Regions from separate parts of the Mus musculus genome. Here region 1 is linked to region 2. Evidence: chromatin loops called from intact Hi-C (ENCODE). Cell type or tissue: heart. All regions are shown on one strand.

Region 1 (2,500 bases), 120 kb before region 2:
GGACCATGCCTACTAGCCAGACCCAAGAGCCAACCTAGTCTAGGTCCGAGAGTCCCGAGCCTTCCTCACCCACATGGTGTATGGGGGTCCCAGGGCTCACCATGACTCTACCACAGATGAGGGATTGTCAAAACAGAAATTTGTTCTCAGGTTCCGGAAGCCAGACATTCAAAATCCAGGCGTGGGCAGGGTGCTTCCCCTCCATTCAGGGGACCACGCCTGCTGCCTCTCCAAGCCCCTGGAGGTTGTCCCCTGCCTGGGCTTGTGGCCACATTGCTCTCACTTCTGCCTACATTGTCACATGTGGCCTCCCCGCTCTCTGTGTCCCTGTGTTCTGGTTGTTTGAGATGGATCCTCAGACTGTATCTTAAGCTGGATTAATGTCCACACTGTAGCCCAGGCTGTCCTTGAACTATTATGTCAGTTTCATATATTGTAATTCCAGGTTGGCCTGAGATGCAGACACATGCCACCATGCCTGGATGTATCGCTGTGTCCTCAGGTGGCCTCTTTACAAGGATATAAGGCACAAGTTAATTCAGTATGCCCCCACTTTAATCACGGTCTTTATAATCTCGTTTTCAAGCCTGCAGTCTCAGCTACTCAGGAGGCTGAGGCGGGAGTCTCATCTGATACTTGGTACTTGGGTACCATAGTGAGGGCTTGTCAAAGAAAAAAAGATGCGGTTTCCAGATAAGACCACACCCTAAGGTTTTAGAAATATGAATTGGGGGGTAGGATGGGGGTGGAAGCCAACACTATTTAACTTTGATTATAGCCTTTGGGTTCCAGCTCGCCACTTTGTTCTTTGTTATGGTTCTCATTTGGTCATGTCAGACTGTGACAAGTGGGAGGTGTGGTCTAATCTTGGGGATTATGAAGCAATAAACCAGGGGACAGCCCTTGCATAAAGCTGGGGACATAGACCTGCCCCCAAAAGTTCCATAAGCAGCAGGATTTGACTGAAGTCTCTGAAGCGCTTGTCTGCTTTCTTAATGAGATGTGACTGACAGACAGAGAGGTGGGCAGATCACAGTGGGAGGCTCCCTGGATTTTCCAAATCTGACAACCACACCCAGACTGAGGACAGAACTCAGCAGGACCATCTGCCTTGGCAGTCCCTCCATTCCTCCACTAGGGGAGCTGTTAGCCTTGCTTCTGACTCCCCAGGTTGGCTGCTCTCACTTTGGAGGTCCTCTGCAAATGGCCCAGTGTTTGAGTGGACTTTGCTGATGACAATCCACCTAAAAAAGCTTAAGTCTTAGGATAAGAACTGGTCATCACCTCTGTTCAGGGCTGTCTGGGCTTGGTGGTCATGTGAGCCTGGGACTCATGTGGGTTCTGCCCACTGCCTTCCACAAGCTTCTGCTGGTACAAATTGTACCCGATGGTTGGCACCAACAGTGACCTACGTGGTCCGCCCTCAGGGGGTCAGGTGATGACAGGACTCACGCGGTGCTCTATTGTTTCTTAGTTCACAGGCAGCTGCTGGAGTTGAGGGTCTCAGATGTATCTGTTTCTGCCTCTTTGGGTGACCACTGGGCCTATGGAGGGAGGAGGAGGACTTTGGGACCAGTATGAGTGCCCCAGGCACCTTTTGTTATTCTGTAATTGTCATCTGGGTGAATAGTGTTCTTTGCCTGAACCTTCCAGAACTAGCAGTCACGTCCTCAGTACATCTGTCTGTCTGTCGCTGACACAGCCAGCCTGGGCCAGTCAGTGGAGTTCATGGGCTTTATTTACGCTGTGTATCCTCACTATACAACGGGACAGGCTACACCTCTTGTGTTTATCTCTCCTTAAGCCATACTTTATACACAGAGGTCACGGAGATGATGTGGGCTCTGGGTCAGTCATGTCCCTCTGCAGGGACTCAAGGCAGGCTGATGATGGATCCCTGGGCCACTTTAAAGAGTCATCCCAGGATGTGCCCTGAACTGAATCCCAGAAGAGCCAAGGATAAAGAGCCAGGGAGGAAGGGACTCCACTGTACACTTGGCTTACTTGGGACTGACCTTAGTGGGTCATCTCTTTAGGCCTCAGTTTCCCGACCTATGCGAAGGAGTACTTGATGCTTGGTATTCCCTACGGTCCCAATCCAGGTCACTTCTGAACCCTCTAGCCACACAGAGAAACCTCTGGGGTCTGAAGGCAACTGGATCTGCTCAGCACACACAACCTTCTCTCTGCTGTGTCCCTGGCTGCAGGGGGACATTCTGATTCCGAGAAAAGTGCCCAATTAATTTCTTTCTCCCTGCCACTCTGCACACTGCCCCACCCCCACCTTTGTCTTTCCCACTGGGTGGCCACCCCTGTGCAGGCCCCACAGACCTTGTATTGTGCAGCTTCTCTTGAAAGAGCCTGGCTCCCAGGGGCCCAGCCCTGGTAAGGGGTTGAAGGGATGGAGTCTTTAATGAGCTGATCCAGGGGACTGGCTTCCAGGCCTGCATGGCCCCATTTCAACACCCTCCTGGTTCCACAGGACAGCCCATTGCTTTCT
Region 2 (2,500 bases):
GAGATAAACAGAAAACAAAGATGGTCGCTTCAAACCAAATAATATCAGCAATTACATAAACATAGCCTCATATAAACACTCTAATTAAAAAGCAAAGACAAGCAGAGGAGATAGTGCTCAGCAGGTAAGAACATTTGCCATGAAAGTTGTCAAGGCTCTAAAGATGGTCTGGGCTCTATCCTGTAGCTCACGGGAAAAGCCGAATGCACTGGCACACATCAGTAGTCCTAGCACTTCAATGAGAGACAGAAGGTGGAGACAAGAATACCCAGAAGACCATCGTGGGTCAGCAAGCCCAGAGCATGCAATGAAGGAACAAGAGGGATTTTCCTCAGAAAAGGGGGAGACACAGCACTGATTCCTGACGGTTGCCCTCTACCATGTGTGCGTGGCACATGCTCACCTACACAAACACAAATACCCCCTAGAAATAAAATAAAAGCAAAGATTATTACAGTAAATTTTAAATCCAGGATGTAACATTATGCTGGCCATGTGACACTCACTTTAAATACAAAGCAAAGTTAAGAGTAAAACAAAAACAATATAAAACAGTAGAGAAGTTGTAAAATTGGAGCATGAATTGTAAGAAAGCTCGCTTGGGTGTATTAATGTCAAATGGACTGGCACTAAATTCTAACATCTTTCACAGGAACTCAGAACAGGCAACCAAATATTAGTCAGGACATGTTACACTGGATCGTTCCTGAATGGAATTTATAGGACACCACACCTAGCAACAGTGGGACAAGGATTATCTTCTAATACTGTCTTAGTCAGGGTTTCTATTCCTGCACAAACATCATGACCAAGAAGCAAGTTGGGGAGGAAAGGGTTTGTTCAGTTTACAGTTCCACATTGTTGTTCATCACCAAAGCAGATCAGGAAGCAGGAACAGATGCAGAGGCCATGGAGGGATGTTACTTACTGGCTTGCTTCCTCTTATCCCGAGCTTATCTCTGTCCCGCAGGAAATAAACACAGGACACGCCAGGTTCTTCCGTGGTTAACTTTACTTCTATATCATATTGAGGTAGACAAAGAAGGTTCAGAAAGTGTGTGGCTTAAATACTTTTGGTGATGTGTCTAAACTAGGACTGGTAGCAACACCCGTGATCCTCATGCACCCTGGGGATAGGTTAAAGCCCCCAGGGGTTGGGCAAAAGCCCCGGGAGACGGACTGGTGACTTTGGCGGGCTGTGCTCTCGCAGCTGCGCACAAAGAGGTTTAGCACCATCTAGTGGCGGCACATAGATTGCAGCCCTTTACATCCCCTGACTTGCTCAGCTTGCTTTCTTATAGAACCCAAGACTACCAGCCCAGAGATAGCACCACCCACAATGGGCCCTCCCCACCTGATCACTAACTGAGAAAATGCCTTACAGCTGGATCTCATGGAGGCATTTCCTCAAGGGAGGTTCCTTTGTGATAACTGAAGCTCCTTTCTCTGTGACACACAAAACCAGCCAGTAAAAATGACCCCTTGTCAACTTGACACACAAACACATCACTATTAAGGCTCAACCCTTACATTCTTATTCATCCTCAATATCTAAACTTTAAAAGTCCCACAGTCTTTATATATTCAAAGTTCAATCCCTTAAAAATATCCAATATCTTTTAAACTCCAAAGTCTTTTTACAATTAAAAGTCTCTTAACTGTGGGCTCCACTAAAATAGTTTCTTCCTTCAAGAGGGAAAAATATCAGGGCACGGTCACAATCAAAAGCAAAATCAAACTCCAACCGTCCAGTGTCTGGGATCCACACATGACTTCTGGATTCCTCCAAGGGCTTGGATCACTTCTCGAGCTCTGCCCTTTGTAGCACACAGCTTGTCTTCTAGGCTCCAGATGCCTGTACTCCACTGCTGCTGCTGTTCTTGGTGGTCATCTCATGGTACTGGCATCTCCAAAACACTTCTGTCTTCCGCTCTAACTAGGCTTCCCCAATAGCCTCTCATAGGCTCTCTTCATGGTGCTAAGCCTCAACCCCTTTGCATGATCCCTTCAGTCCTGGGCCATCAATTGCAACTAAGACTGCACCTTCACCAATAACCTTCCGTGGCCTCTCACAGTGCTGAGCCTCGGCTGCTCTTCATGACCCCTTCATGCCTTCAAAACCAGTACCACCCGGGTGACTCTTACACATTACCAAGTCCTGTTGCAGCACAAGGCACAACATTGGCTATTTCTGGAACAAAGCCTCTTTGTGCTCTCAGAAAACACTTCCCAGAAGATTTCACCTCAGTGATGGTTGTCTCTTCTTAATCGCCGCTAATTTCTTAGCTCCAGCTAACCAGCATCAATAGTCACAGAAGTACAAAGGTTTTGCTTTAGTAGTTCTGGTATCTTGGTAACCACAGCTGATTCTTCAGCCCCAGCTAACCAGAACCACAGAATCTTCTCAATCAAAACAGCAATGGCCCTGATAAGAGTCTTTAATCTTCCCTCTGAAATTTCACAAGCCAGCCCTCCATCTTCTTCACTGTTCTCAACATTA

Evidence for each region. A loop is a pair of places that touch in the nucleus more often than their neighbours do. Peaks named below come from ENCODE experiments on the same cell type or tissue, not always from the same donor. Only the 100,000 strongest peaks of a DNase experiment are listed, where the experiment ranks them.
Region 1: it touches region 2 in a loop (5-fold over the local background); 9 of 42 quality-filtered maps call a loop at or near these places.

Annotation. Positions count from the first base shown.
Region 1 is chr1:93,079,767-93,082,266 of GRCm38, reverse strand. All of the region lies in intron 2 of Kif1a (kinesin family member 1A), which reads left to right. Among named protein-coding and RNA genes, the nearest start is that of Kif1a, 21 kb to the left of the region's middle. In heart, a CTCF peak has its summit at 1,134; no DNase peak of the experiment used is centred here; H3K27ac peaks cover 500 bases.
Region 2 is chr1:92,955,566-92,958,065 of GRCm38, reverse strand. It overlaps a transcript of Gpr35 not described here. Among named protein-coding and RNA genes, the nearest start is that of 9430060I03Rik, 6.2 kb to the right of the region's middle. In heart, a CTCF peak has its summit at 1,243 (motif pointing left); a DNase peak (open chromatin) is centred at 1,245; H3K4me3 peaks cover 227 bases.